Regions from separate parts of the Homo sapiens genome. Here region 2 is linked to region 1. A link is a contact called in ENCODE Hi-C or POLR2A ChIA-PET data. All regions are on one chromosome and are shown on one strand. The core of a region is the stretch at or near the end of the contact, and the rest is flanking DNA. Distances in the headings are between cores, read along the strand shown. Region 1 overlaps CLIP1 (CAP-Gly domain containing linker protein 1). Region 2 has its middle 24 kb from the start of CLIP1.

Region 1 (7,888 bases), core at 3,664-6,163:
ACTGCACCACTGCACTCTAGCCTGGGCTAAAGGGTGAGACTCCATCTCAAAAAAAAAAAAAAAAAAAAGTACAAAAAAATTAGCTGGGCATGGCGACGCGCGCCTGTAATCTCAGCTACTTGGGAGGTTGAGGCACGAAAACTGCTTGAACCCAGGAGGCAGAGGTCGTGGTGAGCAGAGATCACACTACTACACTCCAGTCTGGGGAACAGAGACTCTGTCTCAGAAACAAACAAACAAATAAAAACAACAAAAGACTCGTAAGTAGTACTGCAGGAAAATGGAATTTTATCTAAACCCCAAGAACCCTCTTGGCCAGGTCCACTTGGCCCTGCCCCTCCATCACCTAGTAGGACCCAGGGAGCTTGGCGGTGGGATTATGGCAGTGCAGGTTGGAGAGGGAGTCTCTCGTGGCAGTTCACATTCTCTCTCACCAGCTGCCCATGGGACACAATGCAGGAATTCAACCTGGTGCCCCAAAGCCCTTCAGGTTTGCAAAATGACTCGTGTCACCAAGAAAAGAAATCCTAATCTGTACCTGCACCCTGCTTCCTGAATGAATAGAACTAAACTGTCACATTACAACAAATGACTTTGTTTTTCCTGTCATGGTGACCCATCTTCTATTTGTGTCACTTGATGTTGGCAGGCCAAGGAAATTGAAGCCTCCCCTGATGACCATAATCACAATTGTAAATTTATAAATCTGCATAAATGAAATTGTTGGAACTGTTTAAACATAATCCCATCATCTAGAGACCCGCCATTTAAACTAGGACTGAGGAAGAAAATCACCGACATCACAAGCTGTGCATCCCCTCGCAGGAGCAGCTCAGATCACTCCCAGGAAAATTTTAAAACTCCCCGAAGAACCACACATGTGCTAGCTTAATCCAAGCTCAATCAACAAATAGTATTGAGGATGATGACTTAAAACAGCAGTTTGGAACTGATGTTTTTGTTTTTGCTTGAATCTCATCTATGTATTAGGATTGGAAATAAAAGACACAAACCCTTGAAGGGCAGGGACCGTATATACTCACCTTTTTATCCTTCCTACCTTAACTGTACCTACCATGAAAGACAAAGACACACTCCAATGTTCACCAGGTGAATTAGCTTTAGGGTTTTAGGTTAATACGGTTGATACAGTGTCATTAACAGAATAGAAGACCAAATGAAATCTACACCGTAACTATCCTTTAAAATGTCTGAAAATGCCAATCTCTAATAACTACACTAGCCAAACTTGAAAGGCAAGAACTGAGTTAGCATCAACAAAGGAAGTATGAACAGTCTGTCTGCCTGAAACCACGTAACAAATTGATGTGTAAACCTTAATTTTACAGTCTTCCAAAATGCTGGTCATTTCATTTCCATGCCAGACGGTTTGATTCCTTTTCTTTTTTTTTTTTTGAGATGGAGTCTCGCTCTGTCACCCAGGCTGGAGTGCAGTGGCTCGATCTCGGCTCACTGCAAACTCCGCCTCCCGGGTTCACGCCATTCTCCTGCCTTAGCCTCCTGAGTAGCTGAGACTACAGGCGTCCGCCACCACGCCCGGCTAATTTCTTTGTATTTTTAGTAGAGACGGGGTTTCACCGTGTTAGCCAGGATGGTCTCAATCTCCTGACTTCGTGCTCCACCCACCTCAGCCTCCCAAAGTGCTGGGATTACAGGCATGAACCACCGTGCCTGGTCTATTACTCTTAAAATTGAAATACTGAAAATGTAGAAAGTGACATGCTATTTGATTTTTTTCCCCCTATAAAAAGAGTTTTGAGGGACTTGCTAATGAAGGGTCTGACATTTCCAAATGTTAAGATTGGCTGGCCAGGCGCAGTGGTTCATGCCTATAATCCCAGAACTTTGGGAGGCTGAGGAGGGAGGATCACTTGAGGTCGGAAGTTCAAGACCAAATGTTAAGACTGGCTGTTCTGATTCTACTCGTACTTTCAAGGCTTTCGAGTCACTTCTTTTTTTTTTTTTGAGACAGGATCTCACTCTGTCACCCAGGCTGGAGTGCAGTGGCACGATTATGGCTCACTGCAGCCTCAACCTGCTGGGCTCAAGCGATCCTCCCACCTCAGCCTCCTGAGTAATTGGCAAATAGGCACACACCACCATACCCAACTAATTTTTGTACTTTTTGTAGAAACAGGGTTTTGCTGTGTTGCCCAGGCTGGTCTCAAACTCCCAGGCTCAAGTGATCTACCCACCTCAGCCTCCCAGTGATGGGATTACAGGCACGTGCCACCACACCCACCCCAAAGTCACATCTGAATCCCCAACTGAACTCATCAGCCAGTACACATTTCATTCTGATCCTTTAACTTAGCTGTGGCTCTGACCTCACGGTGGTTACTGATGTTGCTTCTGGGGTATGCAATAGAGTCTGCATACGTTTACTTTATGTACTTCTCAAATAATTTTTAAGTAATTAGCATTGTGTTCACATTTTCAATTTAAAATAAATTCCATATTTTTTTCTCAAAGGATAGAAACTTACATTTCTTTCCTAAATTCTTCCATTTTTTGATTCTCTACAGTCAGGAGTTCTTTTGATTTGTTCAGCTCTTCCACATTTTTCAAGTTGTTTTCTTTAAGTGTGTCCAACTTAAAGACCAAGAGAAAAAAACTTGATGAAATTATTTCATTTTCCAGTGACATGAATGAACAAATTATTCATGAAAATGTGTACTGAAAAGACAGATGAAATTAGTCACTCGCAAAAAAAAAAAGTCTCCTGGGTGAAGAGATTACAGATGACAAGTCTATTACAAACTGCAAACCTCCTCCTTACATTTAGTCTGATATATATATATCCTGTACACCTGGCCAAAAGGTCAAACTAGATTGCTACACAGAAGTAAAGTTTTCTTTTATCTTGTGTACAATTATCAGCACTTATCACTGAACTTGCTATTCAAATATGATTAAAAACAAGAAATAAAATGCAAAGCAATGACATCAGCAAGGATTATTCTTTGTAATGAAAAGAAACCCTTTTCTTTCCCCAAAGATTAGTGATTTAGGATACGATATTTTTCAATGTCAGTACCAGATTTACATAGTCCTCATTACAAAAATTATTTATTTGAATCAAAATTATTTGTAGACTGGAAAAAAATTTAGTTACCCATCTGAACTTGAACCTGAAGAGGAAAAAGCCATGTCGTGGGACTGAAGGGCACTTACACCCACCTGGCTCCATCATTGGCCCACGGGGATGCAGCCAGCTGAGGGCCTGGCTCTTGGTGGAAAGCCAGAGCTGTCACTGGGATGAGTGGGGATATGACTGATCATAGGCTGTGGCAGGTGGTTGGAGCTCTAGGTGCAGAGCCACCACCAAGGATGGTAGCTCATGTGGGCCTCCATTCCTCAAGGTGGCTCCTGGGGCCATGCTGGCTTTCTGGGCCTTGAGAAGTTGTCTCCTACAGCCAGAAAAGGGAGCTATCTCCTTTTGCCATGCCACATGCCACCAGTCAGGAGTCCTAGAAAATGTCTTGCTAGTTTTACAACTACCATCTTCCTTTTAACACCTAACATTCCAGATTAACAGAACAAGAAAAATAAAATATCACAATGGGTCCGAAAATATGGTTCATCCAACCCTGAATTCTGGCTATAACAAAGACACCAAGGGATCTGTTATAGAACGACACAGTTCCCCCTGGTTCCACTGCTGCAGGTTAGACACATTCCCTAAAATCCTCTCATTTACTTCAGCTTCTAATTTTGATTAACAGCTATGATTTTTTAATGCTTTTATACTTTTAGTTTAAGTCATCTTCTCTTAGGATTGTCAGTTCTATAAATGTACTTCCTTCTATGTGAAGTGTTGTTATTTATCATATCATTACCTCCAAATGTTCATCTCCTTTGAAAAGTTGATCCTTGACCTCCACAATGAGGAGGCCTGGTCTTTACAGTGGCTCCTCAGTTTGGCCACTGCCTCCCCCTTGCTTTCCTTCCTTAATGTCTTACCTGCCTATTACTTTTAAAAGTATCTGGGCTGGGCGTGGTGGCTCATGCCTGTAATCCCAGCCCTTTGGGAGGCCAAGGTGGGAGGATCACGAGGTCAGGAGTTCCAGAACAGCCTGGCCAACATGGCAAAACTCCGTCCCTACTTAAAATACAAAAATTAGCCAGGCGTGGTAGTGGGCACCTGTAATCCCAGCTACTCGGGAGGCTGAGGCAGGAGAATCACTTGAACCCAGGAGGTGGAGGTTGCAGTGAGCCGAGATCATGCCATTGCACAACAGCCTGGGCAACAAGAGCAAGACTCCATCTCAAAACAACAACAACAAAACAAAACAAAAAAAGCAACAACAACAAAAAAGCATCTGAAGTTCCACAGGACTTCACATAACCATTTTGGTGCCTCAGTCGGCTTAGGATTTAGATAACAGCTTTCCAAATGAAGAAAGGGTTGGTATGAGCTAGGAGGGTGGGAGCAGGGAAATCCAAAGAGGAGGAGAAATGCCACAGAAGGAGAAATGCTACTTGTGGACAGAATCAAAATATCTTGACGCCACATATTTGTCCCTGCTCCAAAAGTGACTCATTCAAGATGACACAAAAGGAAATCAGTACTGAATTGGGCCAAGAAAAGGCCTACATCAGACTCAGGGCTGAGGAAGAAAACTTAGTGGCTCAAAGTTGGGAAAGAGAAGAGAAAAAACAATGTGTGTGATGTAAGATCAAGGATACAAAAGCTAGAGCAGGCCATCAGTACCTCCTCTCACTAGTGCCATCAGTAAACAGTCACCTTAGCCACACTATTAGGATTTTTTCCTCAATTTGTAAAGTTGATCCTAATAAGTAATGAAGTGATACACTTTATTTAAGATTATCGTGGCTCTGGCATGCATTTCAAACCTGTGTAAAGTCACACACTTCAAAAACATAAGCAATCCTGAGTCAGTGACCAAACATTCTACCAAGTTGGTAAGCTGTTCTTTGTATAAAAAGCTATTTAAATCTGATTACTTCATTCTGTAGTTTTGCATTTGTTTGCTTGGTGTCCTCCAAGGAGGCCAGAGTCTCAGTCTTCTCTTTGGTCATCTGTTCCATTATCTGCATGGCATCTTCCGCTGTTTGAGCAGCCTAAATACAAGGAAACACTGTGAGAAATGAGGACAGCCCTCGCCAACACCGTTAGGTGAGGATCGGGCTGTGCTGTTCAGGCAGCACTCAGTGTCTGTGTGGGTAAGGGAGGCACACAGAGAGGGTGAATCAGTCACAATCCAGTGCTGAAACAGACGGACCAGGACAGGAAAGGTCTTTACTCTGAAGTAGAATATGCAGACCCTTTCCTGCCATTTTTCAATGTCAATTGTTATGCAATTTGCATGTAAACATACATCTTCCAGTGAAAGTTCCAAATGACACTGGCAAGCATGCTCCCTTCATTCTGACTTATGTTTGAGAGACCGTTCGGAGGTAACAATGAATAACATCCTTATATAGCTGAATTTCTTGGAATCATATTTATTATTATAAGTTTAAAATACCATCCTTGCTATTTCAAATCTGGGGCTTTCAAAGTCACTCAAATTTAGGCTGAGAATTTTTCAAATAAATATAAAAATTATTTGGGCACTTCTAACATAAGGCTCAAGTGTTTAACGAGAAGCATTTAATGCAAGTTGTGGGTAATGAATAAAAACACGGCTGTGAATAAAAAGATGCATATGGAGACAAATTCTTAGCTGTTAACTATCAAAATTAATTATAAAAAGTTAGATATAGGCCGGGCGCAGTGGCTCACGCCTGTAATCCCAGCACTTTGGGAGGCCGAGGCAGGCGGATCACGAGGTCAAGATATTGAGACCATCCTGGCCAACATAGTGAAACCCCGTCTCTAATAAAAATACAAAAAACTAGCTGGCCGTGGTGGCGGGTGCCTGTAGCTACTTGGGAGGTGGGGCAGGAGAATGGTGTGAACCTGGGAGGCGGAGGTTGCAGTGAGCTGAGATTGCGCCACTGCACTCCAGCCTGGCGACACAGCGAGACTCCGTCTCAAAAAAAAAAAAAAAAGTTAGATGTAAAAATAACCATAAAAATAAATGAAAATATAGCTAGGCATGGTAGCATGTGCCTACAGTCCCAGCTACTCAGGGAGCTGAGACGGGAGGATTGCTTGAGCCCAGGAGGTGGAAAGTAGCCTGGGAAACACAGCAAGATTCCCACCTCTAAAAAAATAAATTAATTAACAGGCCAGGCGCAGTGGCTCATGCCTGTAATCCTAGCACTTTGGGAGGCCGAGGCAGGCAGATCACAAGGTCAGGAGTCAATATGGTGAAACCCAGTCCCTACTAAAAATACAAAGCTTAGCCGGGTGTGGCAGCACGCACCTGTAGTCCCAGCTACTCAAGAGGGTGAGGCAGGAGAATCGCTTGAACCCGGGAGGCAGAGGTTGCAGTGAGCCAAGGTCACACCACTGTACTCCAACCTGGGTGACAGAGCGAGACTCTTTTTTTTTTTTTTAGGCAGTCTCATTCTGTCACCAGGCTGGAGCGCAGTGGTGCAATCTCAGCTCACTGCAACCTCCGCCTCCCTGGTTCAAGTGATTCTCCTGCCTCAGCCTCCTGAGTAGCTGGAACTACAGGCCCACATCACCACACCGGGCTAATTTTTGTATTTTTAGTAGAGACGGGGTTTCACCATGTTGGCCAGGATGGTCTTGATCTTCTGATCTCGTGATCCGCCTGCAACAGCCTCCCAAAGTGCTGGGATTACAGGTGTAAGCCACCGCACCCGGTGAGACTCTGTCTTAAATAAATAAATAAATAAATAAATAAATAAATAAATAAAGTCCTTTAGGCACTTGTTTATAATTTATTGGTCTAATAAAGTTTATGAAAATTCTGCATTTTTCCCTATCCAATTATCAGCCATGAAGATTTCAATGGAATCTTCCAACTCCAAATGGACAGACACAATGAAATAGTTAAAAGCCAAACAGAAGACTATATTTCAATATGTGCCAATTTATTGCTTTTTTTTTTTTTCCCTTGAGACAGAGTTTTTCACTCTTGTTGCCCAGGCTGGAGTGCAATGGCGCAAGCTCGGCTCACTGCAACCTCCATCTCCTGGATTCAAGTGATTCTACTGCCTCAGCCTCCTGAGTAGCTGGGATTATAAGCGCACGCCACCACGCCTGGCGAATTTTTGTATTTTTAGTAGAGACAGGGTTTCACCATGTTGGTTAGGCTGGTCTCGAACTCCTGACCTCAGGTGATCCACCTGCCTCAGCCCCCGTGAGCCACCACACCTGGCTGTTCTTTTTTTTTAGATGGGGTCTCGCTCTGTCAACCAGGCTGGAGTGCAATGGCATGATCTCGGTTTCCTGCAACTTCTGCCTCCTGGGCTCAAGCAATCCTCTCATCTCAGCCTCCTGAGCAGCTGGGACGATAGGCATGTGTCACCATGCCCAGCTAATTACTGTATTTTTTGTAGAGACAGGGTTTTGCCATGTTGCCCAGGCTGGTCTCGAACTCCTAGACTGAAGCCATCTGTCCACCTCAGCCTCCCAAAGTGCTGGGATTACAGGCGTGAGCCACTGCGCCCAGCCGAATTTCACTATTGCTCTTAAGCTTTTTCATAAAGTTTCTCCTTAGATTAAAAAATAAATCCTTTTTATTCACAGTTTGCAATTTTTTTCAAATGGGGAGAGACTACTACAGTGAGATACTTAGTAAAGAATCCCCCTTTCAGACTGTAACGAACAGCTTGAGACATATAAGCAACTGACTTAATGAGGTGGATTTCCATAAGCAGAAATGAAGAAAGATGACCTACACCACTTGAGTTAGTGCACAGTGTTAGTAAGCAGTCTGGGTGCTCAATACTTGACCCTCTCACTTTACCGTAAATGACTGAAGAG
Region 2 (7,842 bases), core at 5,274-7,773, 130 kb after region 1:
TTTTTTAATAGAGACGAGGTGGCGCACACAACCACACCTGGCTAATTTTTTTTTTTTTTTTTTAGTGGAGACAGAGTTTCACCATATTGGTCAGGCTGGTCTTGAACTCCTGACCTCGTGATCTGCCCGCCTCAGCCTCCTAAGGTGCTGGGATTTCAGGCATGAGCCACGCACCTGGCTTAACTTTTCTTTCTTCCTTTCTTCCTTCCTTTCTTTTCTTTTCTTTCTTCCTTTCTTCCTTTCTTTTCTTTTCTTTCTTTCTTTTTCTTTCTTCCTCTCTCTTTCTCTTTCTTTCTTTCTGTCTCTCTTTCTCTCTCCCTCTCCCTCCCTCCTTGCTTCCTTCCTTTCCTTCCTTTTCTTCCCTTCCTTCCTTTCTTCATTCCCTCCTTCCCTTTCTTTCTTCTTTCTTTCTTTCCTTCCTTCCTTCGTTCCCTCCTTCCCTCCTTCCCTCTTTCTTTCTTCTTTCTTTCTTTCTTTCTTTCTTTCTTTCTTTCTTTCTTTCTTTCTTTCTCTTTCTTTCTTTCTTTCCTTCCTTCCTTCCTTTCTTTCCTTCTTTCTTTCTTTTTCTTACTCTGTTGCCCTGGCTGGAGTGCATTGGCTTGATCTCGGCTCACTGCAACCTCCGCCTCCCAGGTTCAAGCGATTCTCCCGCCTCAACCACCCGAGTAGCTGGGAGTACAGGTATGCACTACCACGCCTGGCTAATTTTTGTATTTTCAGTAGAGACACAGTGTCACCATGTTGGCCAGGCTGGTCTCAAACTTCCGGCCTAAAGTGATCTGCCCGCCTCAGCCTCCCAAAGTGCTGGGGTTAGAGGCATGAGCCATCGTGCCCGGCCTTTTCTTCTATTTCTTATATTTTCTGCAAACTGGAAGTTAGCCGCCTCGTTTCAGATGAGGCAGAGAAATGAAGAGTTGGTGTCTCTGTGTTGCCCAGGCTGGTCTCGAACTCCTGGGCTCAGGCAATCCTCCCACTTTGGTTTTCCCGTCCCCAGCCATTACATCTTTTTATAGAGATGGGGTCTCACTATGTTGACCAGGCTGGTCTTGATCTCCTGGCCTCACGTGATCTTCCTGCCTCTGCCTCCCAAAGTGCTAGGATTACAGACGTGAGCCACTGCTCCCAGCCACAATGCAACAATAAAAAGACATATAGCCCAATTAAAAATGGGCAGAGGATGGCTAGGCATGGTTGGTTCACACCTGTAATCCCAGCACTTTGAGACGCCAAGGTAGGAGGATCACTTGAGTCCAGGAGTTTGAGATCAGCCTGGACAACATAGCAAGACCCCATTTATTTTTTTTTTAGACCCAGTCTCACTCTGTCGCCCAGGCTGGAGTGCAGTAGGGCAATCTCAGCTTACTGCAACCTCCACCTCCTGGGTTCAAGTGATTCCCCTGCCTCAGCCTCCTGAGTAGCTGGGGCTACAGGCACGTGCCACCGCGCCCAGCTAATTTGTATATTTTTAGTAGAGATGGGGTTTTGCCATATTGGCCAGGCCAGTCTTGAAATCCTGACCTCAGGTGATCCACCCGCCTTGGCCTCTCAAAGTGCTGGGATTACAGGCTTGAGCCACTGTCCCCAGCCCCCATTTCTTTTTCTTTTTCTGCTTTTTTTTTTTTTTTCCTGAGACAGAGTTTCGCTCTTATTGCCCAGGCTGGAGTGCAATGGCATGAGCTCAGCTCACCAAAACCTCCACCTCCCGAGTTCAATCGATTCTCCTGCCTCAGCCTCCCGAGTAGCTGGGATTACAGGCATGCGCCACCATGCCTGGCTAATGTTGTATTTTTAGTAGAGATGGGGTTTCTCCATGTTGGTCAGGCTGGTCTCAAACTCCTGACCTCAGGTGATCCACCCGCCTCGGCCTCCGGAAGTGCTGGGATTACAGGCGTCACCACGCCTGATCCCCAGCCCCCATTTGTTAAAAAAAAAAAAAAAAAAGGTAGAGAATTTGAATAGACATGTATCCAAAGAAGATATACAAATGGCCAATAAGCACATGGAAAGATGTTCAACATCAGTCACTGGGGAAATGCCCATCAAAATAACAGTGAGATGCCACTTCACCCCCACTAAGATAACTAAAATAAAAGGGACAGATAGTAACAAGTGGTGCCAAGAATGTAAAGGAATTAGAATCCTCATACATTGCTGGTAAGAATGTAAGATGGCACAGCTACTTTGAAAACAGTTTGTCAACTTGTCAAAATGTGAAACATAGAGTTCCCATATGACCCAGTAATTATCCTCATAGGTGTATTCCCAAGATAAATAAAAACATATATCCATACAAAAACTGGTACACGAATGTTCATAGCATTATTTATAAGAGTCAACAAGTAGAAACAACCCAAATGTCCATCAACTAATGAGTAGATAAACAAAATGTGTGACCGGGCGTGGTGGCTCATGCCTGTAATCCCAGCATTTTGGGAGGTCGAGGCGGGTGGATTGCTTGAGTCCAGGAGTTGGAGACTAGCCTGAGCAACATAGCAAAACCCTGTCTCTTCGAAAAATATAAAAAAATTAGCTGGGTGTGGTGGTGTTTGCCTATAGTCCCAGCTACTCAGGAGGCTGAGGTCGGAGGATCACCTGAGCCCAGGAGGTCAAGACTGTGGTGAGCCATGATTGTGCCACTGGATTCCAGCCTGGGCAACAGAGTGAGACTCTGTCTCAAAAAACAAACAAACAAAAAAGCAAAGGAACCGTGCATGGTGGCTCACGCCTGTAATCCCGGCACTTTGGGAGGCCAAGGCTGGCAGATCACCTGAGGTTGAGAGTTAAAGACCAGTGTGGCCAATGAAACCAGAGACTGATAAAACCCAGTCTCTACTAAAAATACAAAAAGTAGCTGGATATAATGTTGCACGCCTGTAATCCCAGCTACTAGGAAGGCTGAGGCAGAAGAATTGCTTGAACCCAGGAGACGGTGGTTGCAGTGAGCTGAGATCATGCCACTGCACTCCAGCCTGGGTGACAGAGCGAGACTTCGTCTCAAAAAAATAAAAATACAAATAAAAATAGCAATAGAGCATTATTATTATCATTCATCCATTGCTATGGTCTGAATATATCTCCCCAGAATTAATATGTTGAAATCCTAACCCCCAAGGTGATGATATTAACAGGTGGGGCTTTTTGAGAGGTGACTAAGTCGTGTCGGCAGAGCTATTATGAACTGAATTAGTTCCCTTATAAAAGACACCTCAGGGCTGGGCGCAGTGGCTCACACCTATAATCCCAGCACTTTGGGAGGCCAAGGTGGGTGGGTCATGAGGTCAGGAGCTTGAGACCATCCTGGCTAACACAGTGAAACCCCGTCTCTACTAAAAATACAAAAAATTAGCCACGTGTTGTGGTACTGTATGTAGTCCCAGCTACTCGGAAGGCTGAGGCAGGAGAATCATTTGAACCTGGGAGGCAGAGGTTGCAGTGAGCCAAGATTGCGCCACTGTGCTTCAGCCTGGGTGACAGAGCAAGACTCCGTCTCAAAAACAAAACAAAACAAAACAAGGCACCTCAAAGAGTTAATGAGACTTTTGCACTATGACGTCAGGACACAGTGAACAGGTGCCATCTATGAACCAGGAGATGGTCTTCAGCAGACACTGAATTTGCTGGCACCTTACCCTTGGACTTCCCAGCCTCTAGAACTCTGAGAAACACATTTTGTTTCTAAGCTATCCAACTTAACGGTATTTTTCTTTTCTTTCTTTTCTTTTCTTTTCGAGACACAGTCTTGCTCTGTCACCCAGAGTGGAATGCAGTGTCACGATCTCAACTCACTACAGCCTCCACCTCCTGGGTTCAAGCAATTCTCCCACCTCCGCCTCCCGAGTAGCTGGGATTACAGGTGCACCACCAAGCCCAGCTAATTTTTGTATTTTTAGTAGAGACAGGGTTTCACCATGTTGGCCAGGCTGGTCTCAAACTTCTGACCTCAGGTGATCCGCCCGACTCGGCCTTCCAAAGTGCTGGGCTTACAAGCGTGAGTCACCGCCTGGCATTTTTTATAGCAGCCTGAATGGACTAAGACAGCCATAAAAAAGAATGAAGTACTGATATATGCTATGACATGAAGGAACTTTGAAAACATGATGCTAAGTGAAAGAAGCCAGTCACAAAAGACCACAAAATGTATAATTCCACTGCTATTTTCCAGATAGGAAAATCATAGAGACAGAAAGCATATGAGTGGTTGCCAGGGACAGGGAAAAGAGGAAATGGGGAGTGACTGATAATGGATATGGGCTTTCTTTGGGGGATGATGAAATATTCTAAAATTGTTTGTGGTGATGGCTTTACAACTCTGGGAATAGACTAAAAACCACTGAATTGTACACTTTAAATGGCAAATTTTTAAATATGTGAATTCTATTTCTTTTCTTTTTTTCTTTTTTTTTTTTTTTTTGAGATGGAGTCTTGCTCTGTCACCAGGCTGGAGTGCAGTGGTGCGATCTCGGCTCACTGCAACCTCCGACCCTCTGGTTCAAGCAATTCTCCTGCCTCAGCCTCCCGAGTAGCTGGGATTACAGGCAAACAGTACTAAAAATACAGCTAATTTTTGTATTTTTAGTAGAGACGGGGTTTCACCATGTTGGCCAGGATGGTCTCGATCTCCTGACCTCGTGATCCACCCACCTCGGCCTCCCAAAGTGCCGGGATTACAGGCATGAGCCACCGTGCCTGGCCTTGTGAATTATATTTCAATAAAACTGTTATACAGTTTTGTATAGAGCTACCCATATATGAGTACATGTACAATGGGTGAGATCTACTGAACTCTATAGACCATACCAATGTCTACTTCTTTTTTGGATATTGTACTATATGGTTATATGTTAACATTCACGAGGCCAAGGAGAGGATGCCTGGGACTTTCCAGTATGTTGTTTTGCAACTGTCAGTAAATCAATGATTATTTCAGAATAGTAATTTAAAAAAAAAAAAGACCTGAGGCAAAATGGTTAGGTTGTTTTATTTATTTATTTATTTATTTATTTATTTATTTTGAGACAGAGTCTCACTCTGTCTCCCAGGCTGGAGTTCAGTGGCATGATCTTGGCTCACTGCAACCTCTGCCTCTCAGGTTCAAGTGATTCTCCTGCCTCAGCCTCCTGAGTAGCTGCAATTACAGGCGTGCACCACCACACCTGGCTAATTTTTTTTTTTTTTGAGATGGAGTCTCGCTCTGTTGCCCAGGTTGGAGTGCAGTGGCGTGATCTCGGCTCACTGCAACCTCCACCTCCTGGGTTCAAGCGATTCTCCTGCCTCAGCCTCCCTAGTAGCTGGGACTACAGGCGTGCGCCACCATGCCCAGCTAATTTTTGTATTTTTAGTAGAGATGGGGTTTCACCATGTTGGCCAGGCTGGTCTCGAACTCCTGACCTCAAGTGATCCGCCCACCTCAGCCTCCCAAAGTGCTGGGATTTCAGCCGTGAGCCACCGTGCCCGGCCTATTTTTATTTTTTAGAGACAAGGTCTCACTTTTTCACCCAGGCTAGAGTGCAATGGCATGACCATAGCTCACTGCAGCCTTGAAGTCCTGGGCTCAAGGGATCCTCCTGCCGCGGCCTCTCGAGTACCTAGGACTATTTGTGTGCACCACCATGCCAAGCTAATTTTTTTTCTTTAAAAACAAGAAACAGTATGTCTTTCTTTTGGCCAGGCTAATTTTTATTTTTATTGTTGTTAGAGATGAGGACTTGTTATGTTGCCCAGGCTACTCTCGAACTCCTGGACTCAAGTGATCCTCTCATGCCTCAGCCTCTCAAGTCACTGGGATTACAGGCATGAGCCAACCGCAGCCAGCTCTATCCCTTCTTCCTAAATACCTTTTCATGTGTTTTTTTTTTTTTTTTTTTTGTATATGTACCAAAGTTTGCAATTAATCATGAAGGGATTTATTTTTATTTTATTTTTAGATTTGAACTAGTTATATAAATTATAGAACTGGGACATGAATATGGTAATTAATTCAAATACAGAAGAGTAATAAAAATAAAACTCTTTTCTTTGGACCATGAATTTCTCATACTGCTCTCTATATTCCCTAGAATTTCCTAGCAATGGCTTATAATTGCCCCTTTTCCCCCCAAGTTGGCAGAAAAAACCATTTTTAATCTTAGACTTTTCAATTACTTGCATTATTTTTGGGGTCCCATATCTTCCTCTATTATTGGTTTTGTTTTGCTTTTTTCATTTTATATTCAAGAATTTCAGCTGGATGAGGTGGCCCATGCCTGAAATCTGAGCACTGTGGGAGGATTACTTGAGCCTAGGAGTTTGAAACCAGCCTAAGCAACATAGCAAGACCCTGTCTTTACAAAAAATAGTAAAAGATTAGCCGAGTGTGGTGGTGTGAACCTGTAGTCCCAGCTACTCAGGAGGCTGAGGTGGGAAAATTGCTTGAGCACAGGAGCTCAAGGCTGCAGTGAGCCATCCATGCCACTACACTCCAGCCTGGGCCACAGAGCAAAAAAAAAATTCTTCATAATGCATAGCTCAGAGTGGAATTGGTGAGTCATAAGGTATGCACATGTTTAACTTCACTGTATATTGCCCAATTACTCTCTAAATGGCAGTTCCAGTTCTACTACATTTCCAGCAGTAGAATTTAAGAATTCCCATTGCAAAGCCTAGCATGATGGCACGCACCTGTAGTTCCAGCTACTTGGGAGGCTGAAGCGAGTTGATACCTTGAGCCTAGGAGTTTGAGTCAAACCTGGGCAACACAGTGAGAATCCCTGTCTTCAAAAAAAAAAAAACAACAACAACAACAAAAACAAACCCATGCTCATTAACACTTGGTATTATTAGATATTTAAATATTTGTCCAGGCAGGGTGTGAGGCTCACATCTGTAATCCTAGTACTTGGGGAGGCCAAGCTGAGAGGATCACTTGAGGCTGGGAGTTCAAGACCAGCTTGAATAACACAGCAAGTTCCTCATCTCTGTTTTTAAAATTAAATATTTGTCCATCTAAAAGATTTGAAAGAATTGAGATGGCGTCTCAGTCTATCACCCAGGCTGGAATGCAATGGTACCATCTTAGCTCACTGCAACATCCTCTGAGAAGGTTCAAGCGATTCTCCTGCCTCATCCTCCCGAGTAGCTGGGATTACAGGCCCCCGCCATCATGCCCGGCTAATTTTTTTTTTTTTTGTATTTTTTGTTTTGAGACGGAGTCTTGCTCTGTCACCTAGGCTGGAGTGCAGTGGCGCAATCTCGGCTCATTGCAAGCTCCGCCTCCCGGGTTCACCCCATTATCCTGCCTCAGCCTCCCTAGTAGCTGGGACTACAGGCGCCCGCTACCACGCCCGGCTAATTTTTTGTATTTTTAGTAGAGACGGGGTTTCACCGTGTTAGCCGGGATGGTCTCGATCTCTTGACCTCGTGATCCGCCCGCCTCGGCCTCCCAAAGTGCTGGGATTACAGGCTTGAGCCACCGCGCCCGGCCTCTCTCATGGTTTTAATTTGCTTTTTGCTGATTACTGAGGAACTTGAGAATCTCTTTTTTTTTTTTTTTTTTTTGAGATCGAGTCTCACTCTATTGCCGAGGCTGGAGTGCAGTGGCACAATCTCAGCTCACTGGTTCAAGTGATTCTTTTGTCTCAGCCTCCCAAGTAGCTGGGACTACAGATGCCCACCACCACGCCTCACTAATTTTTTGTATTTTAGTAGAAACGGGGTTTCACCATGTTGCCCGAGCTGGTCTCAAACTTCTAAGCTCAGGCAATCTGCCCACCTCGGCCTCCCAAGGTGCTAGGATTACAGGTATAGGCCACCGTGTCCAGCCGACTTCATATCTTTGGCCCATTATTCTGTTGCATTGTCTATTTT

The links. Hi-C counts contacts between places; a loop is a spot of excess contacts on that map. ChIA-PET counts read pairs that join two places held with the same protein, here RNA polymerase II (POLR2A). Pooled maps may share reads with other maps.
Region 2: POLR2A ChIA-PET joins it to region 1 with 18 read pairs in activated CD4-positive, alpha-beta T cell. The contact joins two enhancer-like sites. A Hi-C loop is called at or near these places in 5 of 50 pooled maps. POLR2A ChIA-PET finds 5 or more read pairs at or near these places in 8 of 52 experiments (A673, B cell, GM12878 and 5 more).

The regions. Positions count from the first base shown.
Region 1 is chr12:122,314,243-122,322,130 of GRCh38, forward strand. CLIP1 (CAP-Gly domain containing linker protein 1) reads right to left here. Exons shown (of 26, transcript NM_001247997.2): 18 at 4,990-5,106; 19 at 2,507-2,613. Among named protein-coding and RNA genes, the nearest start is that of VPS33A, 52 kb to the left of the region's middle. Within about 2 kb of position 4,914, at least 5 of the 41 ENCODE cell types and tissues checked have a DNase peak (open chromatin) inside an H3K27ac peak, as active enhancers do.
Region 2 is chr12:122,443,033-122,450,874 of GRCh38, forward strand. No RefSeq gene overlaps it. Among named protein-coding and RNA genes, the nearest start is that of CLIP1, 24 kb to the left of the region's middle. RefSeq lists an enhancer at 374-874. Within about 2 kb of position 6,524, at least 2 of the 41 ENCODE cell types and tissues checked have a DNase peak (open chromatin) inside an H3K27ac peak, as active enhancers do.